Linked DNA regions of Homo sapiens: region 1 is linked to region 2. A link is an interaction called in ENCODE POLR2A ChIA-PET data of the cell type or tissue named here. Cell type or tissue: A673. All regions are shown on one strand. Links, peaks and the distances in the headings refer to the core of each region. The heading gives the core; the rest is flanking DNA. Region 1 overlaps PCCA (propionyl-CoA carboxylase subunit alpha). Region 2 overlaps PCCA (propionyl-CoA carboxylase subunit alpha).

Evidence for each region. ChIA-PET counts read pairs that join two places held together with the same protein. Peaks named below come from ENCODE experiments on the same cell type or tissue, not always from the same donor. Only the 100,000 strongest peaks of a DNase experiment are listed, where the experiment ranks them.
Region 1: POLR2A ChIA-PET joins it to region 2 with 10 read pairs; 2 of 35 experiments call an interaction of 5 or more read pairs at or near these places.

The regions. Positions count from the first base shown.
Region 1 is chr13:100,105,343-100,114,384 of GRCh38, reverse strand. PCCA (propionyl-CoA carboxylase subunit alpha) reads right to left here. Exons shown (of 24, transcript NM_000282.4): 3 at 2,497-2,544; 4 at 2,324-2,392. Among named protein-coding and RNA genes, the nearest start is that of PCCA, 21 kb to the right of the region's middle. In A673, for the core only: no CTCF peak of the experiment used is centred there; no DNase peak of the experiment used is centred there.
Region 2 is chr13:100,266,318-100,275,359 of GRCh38, reverse strand. It overlaps PCCA (propionyl-CoA carboxylase subunit alpha), which reads right to left. Exons shown (of 24, transcript NM_000282.4): 11 at 6,577-6,671; 12 at 2,014-2,164. Among named protein-coding and RNA genes, the nearest start is that of PCCA, 180 kb to the right of the region's middle. In A673, for the core only: no CTCF peak of the experiment used is centred there; a DNase peak (open chromatin) is centred at 5,309; H3K27ac peaks cover 505 bases.

The DNA.
Region 1 (9,042 bases), core at 349-8,348, 160 kb after region 2:
TCTAGGTCTCAAACTCATGACCTCAAGTGATCTGCCCGCTTGGCCTCCCAAAGTGCTGGGATTACAGGTGTGAACCACCACACCTGGCCATTTTGCCCATTTTTTAATCAAATTACTAGATTTTTTTCCTATAGAGTTGTTTGAGCTCCTTATACATTCTAGTTACTAATCCCTCATCAGATGGGTAGTTTGCAAATATCTTCTCCCATTCTGTGGGTTGTCTCTTCATTTTGTTGTTTCCTTGGCTGTGTAGAAGCTTTCTAACTTGATGTGATCCCATGCCTACTGATGTCTTGATGAGCCTGATCCTCTGCAGGTCTAGGCTAATGTGTGCATTTGAGTCTTCGTTTTTACCAAAAAAGTTCAAAAAGTCAAAAATAAATGAAAAATAAAAAACTTTAAAAACAGAAAAAAGCTTATAAAATAAGGATATAAAGAAAACATTTTTGTACAGTTATACAGTGTTTGCATTTTATGCTGTTTTATTATGAAAGAGTCAAAGAGTAAACCGGGCGTGGTGGCTCACGCTTGTAATCCCAGCACGTTGGGAGGCCAAAGCAGGTGGATTACCTGAGGTCAGGAGTTCAAGACCAGCCTGGCCAACATGGTGAAACCCCGTCTCTACTAAAAATACAAAAATTAGCCGAGCGTGGTGACACATGCCTGTAATCCCAGCTACTGGAGAGGATGAGGCAGGAGAATGGCTTGAACCCGGGAGACAGAGGTTGCAGTGAGCCAAGACTGCACCACTGCACTCTAGCTTGGCCAACAGAGCAAGACTCTGTCTCAAAAAAAAAAAAAAAAGAAAGAGTCAAAGAGTAAAGACAAAATTTAAAAGTTTATAATTTAAAAAAGTTATGGTATGCTAAGGTTAATTTATTATTGAAGAAAGAAAACTATTTTTCTATAAATGTCGTGTAGCCTAAGTATACAGTGTTTATGAAGTCTATAGTAGTGACGGTAATGTCCTAGGCCTTTGATCACTCCCTGACTCATCCAGACCAGCTTCCAGTCCTGCAAGCTCCATTCACAGTAAGTGCCCTATACAAGTGTACCATTTTTTATCTTTTATACTATATTTTTACTGTACCTTTTCTGTGTTTAGATACACTTATATACACAAATACTTACCATTGTGTTACAATTGCCTACAGTATTTAGTACAGTCACGTGCTGCACAGGTTTGTAGCACAGGAGGAATAGGCTATACTATATAGGTGTGTACTAGGCTGTATCATCAAGGTTTGTGTAAGTACATTCTGTGATGGTCACACAATATTGAATTCACCTAACGATGCATTTCTCAGAACATATCCCTGTCATTAACTGATGGACCCTACCAAAGGGTCCCATTATCAAAAGTAGTATGAGACAATGAGAAACAATGCTTGCATTAGTATTCAACTACTTATATTTCATGCCATAAAGATTTAATAATTTACATTCTTTCCCCATGGGATTTTTTTCTACTCATTCATAACATTACTACTAAAAAAAATCCCTGCTGTGGGCCGGGTGTGGTGGCTCAAGCCTGTAATCCCAGCACTTTGGGAGGCCGGGGCAGGCAGATCACCTAAGGTCAGGAGTTCAACACCAGCCTGGCCAACTTGGTGAAACCCTGTCTCTACAAAAATACAAAAATCAGCCAGGCATGATGGCAGGTGCTTGTAATCCCAGCTACTCCGGAGGCTGAGGCGGGAGAATCGCTTGAACCCAGGAGGCAGAGGTTGTAGTGAGGTGAGATCACACCACTGCACTCCAGCCTGGACAACAAAGCAAGACTCTGTCCCAAAAAAAAAAAAAAAAAAGGCCTGCTGTGTTAAAAGTACCAAATAAAAGTATATCTGCTTTATGCTAAACCTTCTTTTGTTTGTATCCAATTAGCATTAGCCTACCTTTCATTTTTGTCAAACTTTCAGCTGAACACGTTGAAGCATTTAGGAAAGGTTAAACAATTGTAGCATTCCCTTAGTGATACTGAAGCTATGCTGGGGGAAAGTGCTCTCATAAGGGAGCACTGTGTAAACATTTCATTAATCTTTGACTCAAATTTTCTCATGCTTTGCTTAAATCTACTTGGTGACCAGCAATCAGCCTGGCAATTTTTCTGTCTAAGTTTTTAAAGCTATGAAAAGAAAATACTTACGGCACATATAGAAGATACTGTGATACTGTCGTTTTGCTTAACACAACAGTGAACAAGTAAACAGTTTTTAAACTTGAATGTATCTTGTGCAGGCCAAGAAAAAAAGCCTGTATGTCTCACTTTTTCTGCTTGACCCAAAATTAAGTCCTGATTTAAACAAAGCAAAAATATACTTACAGAACTAGCATCAACATCACTGTGGATGGCAACTGTCTTAATGCCCATCTTCTTGCAAGTTCTAATAACCTATTTTAAAATATATTAATGTCTATTAATAGTGATTCACACTTAAAGGGGTTTAATAAATAATTTCAGAGTAAAATGGAAAATAAGACGAAAATTCTACTCACCCGACATGCAATTTCTCCTCTATTAGCAACAAGAATTTTATCAAAAGTCTGAAGAGAGAAAAAACACATTCATTAGAAATTGTTACTTTTAAACCGATGGTTTAAGACCAAAAAACACCAAGTTTTTCCAACATCAACACTGAATATAACCCTAATAAACATTACTTCCTAGAGTAACATTAAATACTATATTACTTACAGTAATATTAAATGTACTATAAATACTTAGGGTAATATTAAAATAGGTTATTAAATAGTATAACCGTTTACAACCAGGGAACTACAAAATTCATCTGATATGATCGGGTTCTATAATTACTTTGTTAAAGCATAGTAGGTTAATGTATTCACAATGGGGGTATCTACATATTCTGTAGCCAAAAGAAAATCTTCAAATGATATTTCAGACACTAAAAGACTTTGGTCAAGCCCGGGTGCAGTGGCTCACGCCTGTAATCCCAGCACTTTGGGAGGCCAAGGCAGGTGGATCACGAGGTCAGGAGCTCGAGACCAGCCTGACCAACACGGTAAAACCCCATCTCTACTAAAAATACAAAAAGGCTGGGCACGGTGGCTCACGCCTGTAATCCAGCACTTTGGGAGGCCAAGGTGGGTGGATCACGAGGTCAGGAGATCGAGACCATCCTGACCAATATGGTGAAACCCTGTCTCTACTAAAAATACAAAAAAAAAAAAAAAAAAAAAAAAAAGGAGCTGGGTCTAGTGGTACGCGCCTCTAATCTCAGCTACTCGGGAGGCTGAGGCAGGAGAATGGCTTGAACCCGGGAGGCGGAGACTGCAGTGAGCTGAGATCACGCCACTGCACTCCTGTCTGGTGACAAAGCGAGTCTCCATCTCTAAATAAATAAATAAATAATTTAAATACAAAAATTAGCCGGCGTGATGGTGCATGCCCGTAATCCCAAGTGCTGGTAATCCCAAGTAATCCCAGCTACTTGGGAGGCTGAGGCAGGAATCACTTGAACCTGGGAGGCGGAGGTTGCAGTGAGCTAAAATCGTGCCACTGCACTCCAGCCTGGGTGACAGAGCAAGATTCCGTCTCAAAAAATAAATAAATAAATAAACAAAAAAAACACTTTGGCCAAAATTACTTGACAATTTATTTTCTAAATTCTGGGAAATTCTAAGTGTCATGAGTTGTTTTCAAAGGGAAGTCTGATACTAAGTAAGTATAATTTATCTGCTATCTCTGTTGGGACAGGGCATATTTTCAGTAACTCAGAATAGGTACCTAATTGTGCATATATCCAAAAATGCCCAGACTAAGCAGATTACACCATTTGAATCCAATGTTAAGTTTGAATAACCACCAAATTTTGAAGCAGCTGAGACCAAACAGTAGAGAAGTTGTGTATCCTGTGTTTATCTAGAGACCTAAACCCAAGTCCAGCTTTGCCACTAATGACCTATTTAACTTTAAGTAAATCAATCTCTGTAGGCCTTGATTTCCACATAAACTGGTAGCACTCAAATGGAAAGCTATTTAGTAAGGTTTTCTTCCTACTCTAAAATTGTACAAGCTAATCGTTTTTCAAAACACACCATTCCAAGTAATTTGGATGTAATACACATTAGCACACGGTAATTTCTGTATTTGTGAATTATTTTTAAGTTCAACGGAACTACAGAAAAAAAGTGTCAGTTATATTTCTAAAAGAAGAGTTAGAGTTATAAATGACCTTTTAAAAAGTACTCTTATATAACCTAGAGCAGTTTGTTTGTTTGTTTGTTTTTTGAGATGGAGTCTCACTCTGTCGCCCAGGCTGGAGTGCAGTGGTACGATCTCAGCTCACAGTAACCTCCGTCTCCCAGGTTCAACATATTCTCCTGCCTCAGCCTCCTAATAGCTGGGATTACAGGTGCGCACCACCAAGCCCGGCTAATTTCTTTGTATTTTTAGTAGAGATGGGGTTTCCCCATGTTGGTCAGGCCGGCCTCGAACTCCTGACTTCAGGTGATCCGCCTGCCTCGGCCTCCCAAAGTGCTGGGATTACAAGCCTGAGCCACCACACCCGGCCTAGAGCAGTATTTTAACATACAGGAAAAAGTCCAGAATCTCAGAAGTGAAAAAAGCTTGCTAGGTCTTGGTTTAACCTTTACATCATATATGTCTTAACTCCTCCAACCCGAGCCAAGCCCCTGCCTTAAAAATAGGTAAACTTCTAATGTGATAAAACTCGAAGCCACTCAGAGCCTTGCTCACATCTCAGGTCTGAGAATGCATAATCATCTACTTTTCTGTATTTAAATGGTCATGGTAAACCCCTCTTAAACAGTAAGCATATCCTGAGAACACAATGTTTACACTTTCTTAAATGGGTTTTAAAATATGATGTTAATATTAACTGTGAAACAGACCACATCTGATAATCACCACAAACACCACTCCTAGAAATTACATATTAAGCAATTGTTACAGCGAATACAACAAATCATGATAACAATGGAAGAATTAAGCAAGAATCCCCATTCTAATTTCTGTTCAGGCAGCAGAATGGTCATTACGAGTCAGTCTGCAGCCAAGCCACCCAGGCTGAACTCCCAACATTCTATGTTCTCCTCCTGTGTGTCCTGCTATGAACAAGTCACCCTTCTTGCCTCTCATTTCCTGGTATGTAAAATAAGGGTAAAAACAGCACCTGCCACAAGAGGTTGTGAGAATGATTTGAATTAACACTCTTAAAGTGTTTAGAATAATGTCTAGCATGTAATATATACTCATTCAGCATTAGCTATGGCTACTGTTCTTCACCCCTTTGGGCTACATGCCAGACTGTTATGAATTTAGGAGTGTGCCCCTATCTGTCTAACTGGGGAAAAGCTATAACAAAACAAATACCTGCACCTGACACATCTTCTCTGTTAAGGGCTATTAATGTATTACCAATTAGCGCATAAAACCCAATAAAACTAATCATATCAATTAATCTTCCATACATAAAATTTTCTTCTAAATAAATCATAGATGCATATAATTCAGAATTTTTAAAGTACAAAAGGGGATACACTGAAGAGACACCCAAGTCCCTGCCCAAAAGGCAACCACTGTTACTGGTCTCCTATATATTCTTCCAGGTAGGCTATGCCTATAAAAGAATATGCATACAAATCAATTAAACCCAACCTTAAAACTGCCCCTCTGCATCAACAATTACAGGTAAATATCAAGTGCATTTGGCAACTTCAAAGTAAAATATGGCACAAACACAACAAATTGTGTTAAATGCTCTAATAAGGCTTTGTGCAGGATGCTACACACAGAGAAGGGAGCACATGAACAGCATGTGTAAAGGCCGTGACACTGGAAGAAGAGGGTAGCACTAAGCAACTACAAGGAATTCTCAATATGACTGAAGCGCATGGTATGCTTAGGAGAGTTGTAGCAAATAAAGCTAGGATAAAAAAAAGTCCAGATGATGGAAGGACTCATATGCCATTCAAGGAACTGGGACTTGATCCTATATGTGGAGAGTCACTCATAAGGCACCCTGAAGACACTCAGGAAAAAACAACTATAAATTAGGATCCTGGATCCTTGAAGATAGATGAGAATTCAGGTACCAGAAGAGATAATGAAGAACTTTGGCAGTAGCTGCTCTATAACTGTACTAATAATGTCATCTGAAGTAAAAGATTTCCTAAGGATCTTTTTTGCTGTTGTTATTTTTCTCTTAACCCATTCTCTCTCTATCCCTCCTTCTTCCTTTCCCTTCCCTAGGTTTAGATGCTCTCTCCCAGGCTCTAACTCCATAGCTAGCACCACACTCCATTCAGAGACCAAGAGGACTGAGCTGGCCCTGCACTGGGTACTTGTTGGAATGACGGCAGAACTCTGGACACTGGGTCACTTGCCCAACTCTTCTGAGAAAGGATACAGCACAATGGGTAAGTCCACCAGCTCTGGAAAAGGACAGGCATGAGTTTACACCCAGCTACTCACTATCCATGGGCTTTGAGTCTTGCTTTCCAAATGTGCAAAATTCAGTTAAGGACATTAAGCAGCCGACACTTAGGACACGTTTTGTATACAGCAGGCACTGTGATGAATCTCTTCTGTGCATTATCTCATCTATCAGGTAATGGCTATGATGACAATATTTAGCATAATAATCCCACGAAGTCAGTTCTGATAATATCTCCGTTTTACAAATAAGAAAACTAAGGCTTGATGAGGCCAAATCACTTGCCTTAAATCACTTACAAAGTTCACTAGTGGCAAAGTCAGAGAGTTCACATCCAGGTATTCATGTCAGAAATATCATGATATAATGTAATCAGAGTATAACAATGCAAGCTCTAAACACTATGTTATTAATAACACCTAAGATCACTTTTTTTTTTCTTAAGAGACGGGGTTTTGCTCTGTTACCCAGGTTGATATGGAACTCTCGGTCTCAAGGAATCCCGTGTCTCGGCCTCCCAGAGCGCAGGGACTGTAGGCGTAAGCCACTGAGCCCAGCCAGCTCACATCAGTGTGACAGGAACAACACAGTACTGTACTGGCTCACACTAACTTAAGGCCAACTGAAACTTAATGGTCTTGATCCAAGCAAGCTACCATAAGTTAAATCTTCCTTATTCTCATGAACATACATAAGACAACAAGTTAGCTTGTTAAAACTCAAGTTAAAAAAAATAACGTTTTCAGTAATGATTAAATTTCACCCGGATAATTTGCACATGATGTAAGTCACTGATAAAATGTGGAATAAGAAATGAGTTAATAACAGATTCAAACGAGAATCAATTTATTTAACAAATATGTATTACACCAAAGACCAAGTCTACTTGCACTTGGGACAGTAGGTATAAACAAACCAGGTCAGTATTTAATGAATGGTTACAAGGACAGCAGGAATCCGGGAAGGAGAAAGGTCTGATTAAGTGCAGCCCTCAAGTGAAGGGTGAAGCGACCAACTTAGTCTGAACATGTACCTGTACTATGAATAGGTGCCAAAGAATATTCATCACTCACTGAGGGAAACACAGTTTCTCCACAGTCACCTTAGGCAAGGGCACAGCAAAGGAGATGGCAAAGATAGCAGGGAGCAGAATTGATTTCAGGATTTATGACGAAACATGCTAAGTGAATTCCAAGGAGATTCCACTTCTACACCTTTATCCCTCGTATCTCTTTAAATGTGCTAAACCTGGGCCAGGCACGGTCGCTCATGCCTACAATGCCAGCACTTTGGGAGGTGGAGACAGGTGGATCACCTGAGGTCAGGAGTTCGAGACCAGCCTGGCCAACATGGTGAAACTCCATCTCTACTAAAAATACAAAAAAAAATTAGCCGGATGTGGTGGTGTGTGCCTGTAATCCCAGCTACTCGGGAGGCTGAGGCAGGAGAATCGCTTGAACTCGGAAGGTGGAGGTTGCAGTGAGCCAAGATCATGCCACTGCACTCCAGCCTGGGTGACAGAGCGAGACTCTGTCTCAAAAATAAATAAATAAATGTGCTAAACCCAGACAGTTACATACATTTATTTATTTTTAGTAATTACCAGTGGTCACCAATGTGGGAGGTCAGTTAGCTATTTCTGTAACTTCACTATGAGGTTATAATGAAAGCAAGTACCAGACCAAACTCTGTCCACACATACAAACATTTATTAAGACATAAAAAGAATCATAAAACCTGCTTGATAAGTTCAGTGGAATCTTAACTTCCTGTACTTTGTAAGGCTCCAAAAGACTGCAAGAAAGGCTCACCATAGGCAAAAAAAAACAATATTCTGCTTTGGCTAACCATACTGTCAGACTAAGCCATCAAGAATCCACCAGACAAGTGGCTGAACACAGAACTATTCATTTAGGGATCGGGCCCGAGTATTATCCTTAAAGGTAAAGAATTAAAGGCCAACTACATTATTACATTCTAATAGTACAAAGGCACAGAATTTCCCTAAAGCAATAGCCAATAACATATATTGACGAATACCACAAACTTCCTCAATGACAGCCCGTTTCTTTTTTTCCTTTTCTTTTCTTTTTTTTTTTTTTTTTTTTTTTTTTTTTTTTTGAGACAGGATCTTGCCCTTTAGCCTAGCAGTCTGGAGTACAGTGGTGCAATCATGGCTCACTGAAGCCCTGACCTCCTGGGCTCAAGTGATCCTCCCAACTTAGCTTCCTGTGTAGCTGGAACTACTGGTGCACGCCACCACACCCAGCTAATTTTTGTGGGGTGTTTTTTTTTTTTTTTTTTTTTTGGTAGAGACAGGGTTTCGCCAGGCTGGTCTCAAGTTCCTGACCTCAAGCAATCCACTGGCCTCAAACTCCCAAAGTGCTGGGATTACAGGCGTGGGCCATCACACCTGGCTGATAGCCCACTTCTAACAGTTATTACGCTAATGAGGAAGGCTACCAGTGTATAAGGAGAAAGATGGCTGAACCGTTTGTAGTATTCCACCCCTCTATAATGTGTCCTCTTCAACAAATGTTAGTTAATTACTCTTAAGAGTGTAGCCACTTAGGATAGCTGATTACTTCGAGATTGGAATGCAACACATGGATACATGAACCCC
Region 2 (9,042 bases), core at 446-8,445:
CCTCAAAGTTCAAGGACACAAGGACGGTCTACCGCCACGGCACAGCGAACAGAAAACAGCCCTCCTGCACCCATGGTAGGGCTAACCAGGGCCCACAGGAGTCTCCCTCTGGGAAAGAGGCACAGGCATGAAGACACGGCTCCCATGAAGCACAGGGTCAGAGGCAAGCCCTCAAGCTCAGGATGAAGCAGGCATGCAGAAATCCCACAAGCGGCCCCTTGGTGCACGTGAGAAAACCACTGCAGGAAGGCTTAAGCTCGACCCAGCTCATGCCTGCAGTGACTCAACACCCCCTCCCCCCCCACCCCCTCCCCCAAGGGCCTAACGGAAGAAGAGTTGACACTGTTTTCAGGCATAAGTATGCCTTCCTCAGTCTCTCCTGTCCTATTCCACCCCTTAGCCATCAGCCCATAATCCCCCCACTCACCCACCCCAGTCCTAGGCAAGTACTAATCTATTTATCTCTGTAGGCCATATGTGTTTTTTGAATGGTGAATTGGACTGAAGAGTGTCGTGTCAAAATTCACATCCACTCACAACCTGTGACTGTGACCTTACTTGAAAACAGGATCTTGGCAGAGGAAATCACGTATGATGAGGCCGTACTAAATGGGAAGGGTCCTGAATCCAATGTGACTAGTGTCCCTACAGAAAACGGGAACCCTGGGCACAGAGATGCACAGAGAGAAGGCAATATGACAACTGAGGCAGGGATTAGAGTTATGCTGCCAAAGCCAAGGAACACCAAGGACTGTCGGCAACACCAGAACCAGGAGAGAGGCATGGAGTGGATTCTCCCTCCAACCCCCCAGGAAGGAACCCACTCGGCTGGAACCTGCATGATAGACTCTGGCCTCCTGAAGTGTACGAGAACAAATTTCTGTTGTGTTAAGCTATAGTTAATGATCATTTGTTATGGTAGTCCTAGCAAACTAACACAAATTCCATAAAACTGGAAATAAACTATCTACAGAAATCTAACAGATAAAGAAATAGTGGCATTTTCTTAGAAAATGTATCATACAGGAGTTCCATGAAATAGCACAAATCTCACAAATGCCATGCTGAAAAAAGAAGCCAGGCACAAAAGAACGAATACTATACGATCCCATTAATATAGTTTTAAAAAACAAACAAAAGTAATAATGCTGCTTAGGTATGCGTAATTCAAAGGAAGAATGATATGAAAACTGAAGGTTCTGAGAAGTCAGTCAGATAGGAGACAGCTCTAGGGAAGATGGAGGGGGAATCAGAATCATTGAGAAGGAGAAGAAAATGAGGCTAGTGTAAAAAGAGCTGGCTGTTTTGTAAATACTTCTAGGCCCAGTTGATGTTTACATTGATTTTTGCTTTATAATAATACATTCAATTATTCACCTGTGTTCTATGTATGTTTCTGTATAGTTCACAATTTAAATGAAAGAAAAAAGGGAAGAAGGAAGGAAATAAAGCCACCGGTTACAACGCCAGTCGCTTCCTGAGATTTGGTTAGAACTAAGGAAGTTATGTCCCCCAAAGCCAACAGTTCCAAGGGCAGCCACTTGATTCTCAACGTCCTCACTGTGGCAGAGGTGCCGGTTCCTCTGGGAGCCTGGCTGAGTGGTACAGCAGTGGGAGTCACCACCGAAGTTCACTCTGGGTACCCTTCCTTCCTCCATCCTTCCAAAGATTTTGCAATCACTGTATCACTTCCTATTTGTAATATCTAGAGTAATTTTTCTTAACAGCACATACACACTGACAAATACAGTTCATCTAGAAAGGTTCAAGAAAAAAACAAAGTGGTATTTCCAACATAAAGTATTAACAGTGACAAAGCAGAGGTCTAGACATTGAACTTTAGAGGGATACTATCCGTCATTCCTAACAGATGTCTTAGCACAAGCATAAAAACTAAATCTTTATTTAACACTTTATGGAGTTAATTTTTTAACATTTATAAAACAAAAAAGGGTGGAGAAGGAAGGGTAAAGTACAGAGGCATGGAGAGGAATAAATAACAGTTGTTGTTACCTGGAGTCTTGTATTCATTTCCAAGAAATAAAAATTCTTCTTAGAGTCCACAAGGAACTCCACGGTCCCAGCAGAGGAATATTTTACTGCTCTGGCAAGAGCTACAGCTTGTTCTCCCATCGCTCTTCGAGTCTCCGCATCCAAAAAAATGCTACATATACAAAAAAATGTTTGTCTACATTTCGGACAAAAATCAAGTTATCTTTTGTGTGCATTACATAAACATTTTCTTAAAGTTTACTCAGATATAGATCATCTATACCAATTTAAGAATTCAAAATATTGTGCTTTATATATGTTTTATAATATATGTTGACTATATTATTAAGCATAACATGCTCAAATAAGTCAACTTTAGATTTGTATAAAACATTTGAACTTTTCACATTACTCTGCAACTTCAATCCATTCACAAAATATATAACTACTCTTCAACTTCTAATATTTAACATATATATTCAGAATTGCTTCGAGCCAAAAACTGGGAGAAAAATAACTTATTAGTATCTAACATACACAATCAATCCTCATTGCTCATGTAGTCCATATTTACAAATCTGCCTACTTGCTGAAATTTATTTGTAACCCCAAAATCAATACTTAAGGCGCTTTCATGGTCCTTTGTGAACAAGTGCAGAGAGGTGAAAAATTTGAGACTCCAGTATGCTAAGGCTGAACAAGGTGATGCTCTCCCTTCTCGTTTCAATGCTCATACTATAACAAGCATCCTTTTCAAGGTCTGTTTAGTGTCACTTTTTTTGCATTTGTGTGTGTGTGTGTGTCATTTCATGGTGTGAAATGGCCCATCAAGCATTGTCCTTAGGTGCTGTCTGGGGTTCCCATGTGCAAGAAGGCCATGAAGTACTGTCTGGAGAAAATGTGTGTGGGATAAGCTTTACTCAGGCACGTGTTATAGTCTTGTTGGCCAGGATTGTGAGTTCACTGTTAATGAATCAACCACAGATATTAAATGAGAAATACACAAAAAACAAAATTATGTATTAATCCACTGAGGAAAATGTTATAAGCAAAGGCTCGCAGGAACCTAACCCTGTATTTCCCCTAGGGGAAATTATTCAGTGTTCACTAATTCAGTAATCAAGGTGACTTTAGAGAACATAACTGCCACAAATAACAAGAATCAGCAATACATCCACTAAATCCTGCACGTTTGGCTTCAAGATACCAAACCCACCTTCAAGCAGGCAAGTTAAGCTAAAATGACTTCAACAAACCCTGAAAAAAATATCATCAAACCACTTTGCATTTTCACAGATTTTGCTTCTATGAAAGAAAGGCTCTGAGAAACAAAACATTAACTACTTTTCTACTTGTGGATTAAAATTATTCTCAAATGAGCAGGATTGAGATGACATGCTATAAAAGCTTTATTATGGAATAGTATAAAAAACTTGCATGAAGCTGCCTCCAATATATAGCAATTATTAATACATAGCCACTCTGGCTTTATCTATGCTACTTGCCCACTTCTCTACCAGGCCCACCCTTTATTGTTTTTAAAGTAAATCCCAAATTAGGTATCATTTCACTTTTAAAAACATACATGTCTGTTTCTATGAGATAAAGTACCCTTTTGTAACACAACTACACAAAAAACAAGAACTCCTTAAAAGCATTTAATATCCACTTGGTATTCAAATTTCTCTATCTCATAAATATCTTTATACAGCTGATTTCTTTGAATCAGGATCCAAATAAGGTCCAAAACTGCATTTGATTGGCTTTTGTATCTTAAGACTCTTTTAATCTGTAATGCCCCTTCCCCATTTTCTGGCCAAGGATCTGGTCATTTTACTGTCTTATTTCTCACATTCTTGGTTCAACTGCATGCAACCCCACGGTGTCTTTTAACATTCATATTACATTTCTATTTCATATAGATTGCTAGTTAGACTCAGAGCCTTGAATATATTCAAGTTGGATTGGGGTGGGGGAGGGGGAAGAGTTCACAGGTGGGAAGTGTACTTCCTACTGTCTCCCTTTTGGTGAAGTTACAATAAATCAATGGGTTCAAGTGTTATGAATTATCTATAATATAGTTTGCATTAACCTAATGTATAGACATAGATGACATTTCAACAATAACTGGCTGACAAAATTAATGCAACTAAAAAAAACCCCAACTAACAATTAATAGCATAACATCTGGAGAATCTCAGTGCAGCTCTGTGAAACTATCTTTCTCCTATTTGATCTTGCCCTTGCCCTTTTCAAAAGCCCTGCTAGATATCCAGAGATATGAGTGACCCTAGCTAGCATTGCCCTCAAAGCACATTAGTAGATTCTTTTTTTTATTTTTATTTTTCGGGGGGTGGGGGAGAACAGGGTCTTGCTCTGTCACCCAGGCTGGAATCTGGTGGCATGATGTCGGCTCACTGCAACCTCGACCTCTGGGGTTAAGCAATCCTCCCACTTCAGCCTCCCAAGTAGCTGGAACTATAGGCATATGCCACCACAGTCAGCTGATTTTTTACTTTTTTGTGAAGATGAGGTCCCACTACGTTGTCCAGGCTGGTCTCAAACTCTTAGGCTCAAGCAATCCTCCCACCTCAGCCTCCCAAAGTGCTAAGATTACAGGTGTGAGCCACCATGCCCAGCCGATTCTTACTCCAGGAACTGAAAACTACACATTCCATTTATTTTAACATTTCACAGTGTACAAATACATATCAGGTCAGTATTAATGATGAGTTCTAGCTTTTTCATTTTGATTCCTACTGCTGTATATTTTCCTTTTTTTCTCTAAATAAGTAGATAAGGTATTCATTATGAAAAGTTTGTATTTCTAGACAAAGAGAAAAAACAAACACATTTTATGATTCAAGGTTCCCAGTCTGGGAAAGATTTCTATCCCAGGTAACACTTGAGTAGGTTTTTACTAAAAACAGAGTGTTAATTGAATTGGAATTGATAATCAGTCAAGGAAACAGAAAATTGCAAGACATGTGTGTTGAAGACTCTTACTGTTCCACAGGTATCCTTTTTCCCCTTCCTCCATACTACAGTACTACAGTACTAGTTCTAGCTCAGCACATGGTTTCTTAAGAAAAAGATACTAACAAGTCTCCCTAGCTAAGTGTCTAACTTCAGATCAACACCAAGTAATTAGCTTCAGCACCTTCCAGGATCTTCCTAAAGACACAGGAAGAGGATTCCCTTTGGCTTTTCTTCTTCCTCCCTTCTTACATCCTGTTCCTGGGCCTTGAGAACTAGATGGCCACATCTTATGTAAGCTACACAGTTCTTCACAGCATACTGGCTGGTGTGTAAGCACAAGCATCCCATGAGAACAGGAAGCGGAAGCTGGCAGTTTCCCAAGGCCTGGGCTGGAAACTGGCACAGCATCACTTCTAAGTAGTCTACGGGTCAAGCCTTCACAGAGCACAGAATCAAGAAAAGGGAACAATGATCCTTCCCCTCACTGCTCAAAGAGAAAAATGGCAAAGGATTTGGGGTCCATGTTTTAAAACTAATAACACCATGCCATATTTTTAAAAACCAATGTAACTAAAATAGAGTTGAATTTTTACCATTACTCCGGGATTAAAAATATACTCACATTCTCACTTACTATTTTCAGAAACTATATAGGCATTATATCAAGATATGCTAGCTCTGCTGATTAAAGCTACAATAAGCTATACTTCTTACCGTCTGGTAATTAAAAATTACTAGGAACACTCACCTGAGGATTTTTAAGAACAAAGAGAATACCAGAGTATATACAAATAGCAACCTAGCATCAAATGAGAAATGAGGCCCCATACACCAAACTCATGAAAGATGCCCTGGAGAAGTACCCAAAGTGGCTCTGATAATTCAAGGAATTTCCAAGAACCACACTCCAGAAGCCTTTCATGGTAGGATAAATTCAGGACCAACTTTATGAACCCTTCACCAACATGAAAGTCTAGAAGGCATATATCTCAGAAATCCCGTGAAGTACCATCAGGTTCCATACTTCCTAGAAGCCTGCAGAAGTCACAGTTGGCTGTCTACCCAACTTTCTCCTCTAATAAAAACCCACTTCTTTTTCAAGTATTCTCTCCCTTTTACACATTAAAGCACTGAGGAAATCAAGTAACAAATTCTTAATTATAAAAATATGCAGTAACAGAGTCTACATGAACATTAGTGCAATTGTAGCTGATAAAGCAAACAAATAAAAAAAGAAATGTGGCTGGGAGCAGTGGCCCACACCTATAATCCCAGCACTTCGGGAGGCTGAGGTGGGCTAATCTTTTGATGCCAGGAGTTCAAGGCCAGCCTGAGCAACATGACAAAACCCCATCTCTACAAAACACAAAAATTAGCTGGGCATGGTGGCACACACCTGTAGTCCCGGCTACGTGGGAGGCTGAGTTGGGAGGATCACTTGAGCCTGGGAGGTGGAGGCTGCAGTGAGCCGTGATTGCACCACTGCCTGGGCAACAGAGTGAGACCCTGTCTCTGAATGCATGCGTCAGTGAATGATGAATGAATGAATGAATGAATGAAATGCATAAAAGCAGCCGCTTTATAAATGTTTCTTAGGAGACTTACCTTGGTGCTTCCTCCACCACCTTCTGATTTCTTCTCTGAATTGAGCACTCTCTTTCATTAAGCCATAAAGCATTCCCATGTTTATCACCTAGAACCTGAAAGAGCAATACCATTTGAAAAACCATATAACCACACCCACAAAGTAGATGATGGTTAATATTTTCCGCATGCAACATCTCTTGGTTTTTAATATTCAAACTTCATAGTATATACATACCTCTCAAAACATTATTTTGATTCATGTTAACAAAGGAAAACTATATTTATTACTCCAAAGCTCAATAAAACATTTTTATCAAAAAGATTTGAGGAAAAAGTGTTCATATCACCTTTCAAATACAACGAGTAAAACATCAGAATCAGTTGTACAAATTTTGTGAAGGACACTGAGTGTTAGTGAAGGGGATAAACACTGGATGTCAATGTTGCTGAGGAGTGCCACCGCAGCTTTATTACAAACATCTGCTTGATGTTAACATTATTAAATGTCTGTTGATTGGGAAATGACATTGTATGCATTTCCACCCAATATGTAATCTGTTATCTATCTATGGATGTCTGTACTGTGGTTTATTTTTGTTCTAGGAAACTGCTAAAGGTCTGGAGTTAATATACAAACATAATAGTTTTTCCCATTGAACATCTCTAACCAGAAAATCTGAAATCCAAAATGCTCCAAAAGCTGAAATTTTTTGACATCACGCTCAAAGGAAACAGTCACTGGAGCATTTCGAATTTTCAGATTAGGGATACCCAACCAGCAGGTATAAATGCAAATATTCCAAAACCCAAAAAAATCTGAAATCTGAAACACTTCTGGTCCCAAGCATTTCAGTTAAGAGATACATTCAACCTGTAATGGAAAATAAGCTGAGATTGCCAGATAAAATACAAGATATCCAGCTACATTTAAATTTCAGATAAACAATGAATAATTTTTTTCTAGCTATGTCCCAAGTACTACATGGAACAGTGATTTTAAAAAATCATTGTTAATCTGAAATTCAAATTTAACATGTATCTTTTTCAGCTAAATCTGGAAACTCAAAAGCAGCTCTTCATTAAAGTTTTTGCCTAGAACATCTGATTTTCAGAAACGGACCAATCTATTTTCAGATTTAAGGTGTTGATTTATATTTCTGAATACATATATTAGGTTTACAGAGGTAAGATCTGTTTTAGAAGCCCAAAGACCAGGCACTAATTTTAGTTCCAAACAGCTATGCAACTTCTCTGAACAAGTCATTCTGTTTCTTTGTGCATTATAAATAGCAGATAATATCAATCTTAATATTTGATATGGCTTCTGAAAAAAATCAAATAAAGATCATGGCTATAATTGGTAAAATGTAAAATAAATAGTTAATATATGACTGTAAAGTTAATTTTTAGGAACAAACCCTTTCTGAAACTCAAGAATGATTCCAAGCAATGAAGGAAAACATAACAGCAATAAAATGCCAATAAGCTGGAATTTTCTAAGACTCAAAGGTGGCTGCATGAAGTAAATCTAAAAATATTTGAAATCATTAAAATAACTCTCAACCTCTTTTTAAATTCTAGTTGACAAGAAAGTAAAAGTAGACAGTCTCCAAGAAATAAAGCCAAAATAACCAAGAATTCTCAGAAATATTTCCAACTATAAAATATCAGATTCATATACAGAATCAAGAGTTTGTTCTTCTCTAAATTCTGTATAGTCTCCCAGTTCATTTTTTAAAAATTCTGTGCACTTACTAGGCATTCAACAAAAATGATTTGCTGATTATTTATTCCATTAAATAAATGAGGAAGCCATGTAATCAGAAAACATTATAAATAAATACTGCTTTTAAGGGAAGTTAATCCTTAAATGCATCATGAGTTTTTTAAAAATTTTATAGGTTTACACGTACTGAATGTAGAAAAATCTCTAAGCTATACTGCTTCCTGAAAAAGCTTTATTATAATAGACAATGTCACATAATGCAAGCCTGTTGGTATCCCTAGACCCAACCCAGGAAATGCCAGTAGTGCCCTGGTTGAGAAATACTGGTTTATGCCACAAAGAGAGGTGCCATTCACACTACCAGTGCAGTTTCATTGTGGAAAGGACATAGTATATAATGGCTCATGTGAAAAATAATAGGTGACATACACACATATACTTCTTAGACTATGTATGGAGGAATAGCCAAGAAACAGTAACGGTGCCTGCATTTAGGGACAGAAACTAGAGGACTTAGAATAGAGTAAAAGGGATGCTTACTTTTTATTAATTACCCTTTATCATGTGCATAAATTACTTAATATAAATAAGTGAAAACTAAAGAAAAGTAAATTAAAAACCCTTCTAAGTATAGATGAGATATGAGAACATCTGTGTGGCCTATTAACTGGGAGGCATTTTCACTTATGTTTAAAAATATCACCCAGGCTGTATGCCATGGCTAAATAAAATAAACTAAAAAGCTGATCTAGGTATGT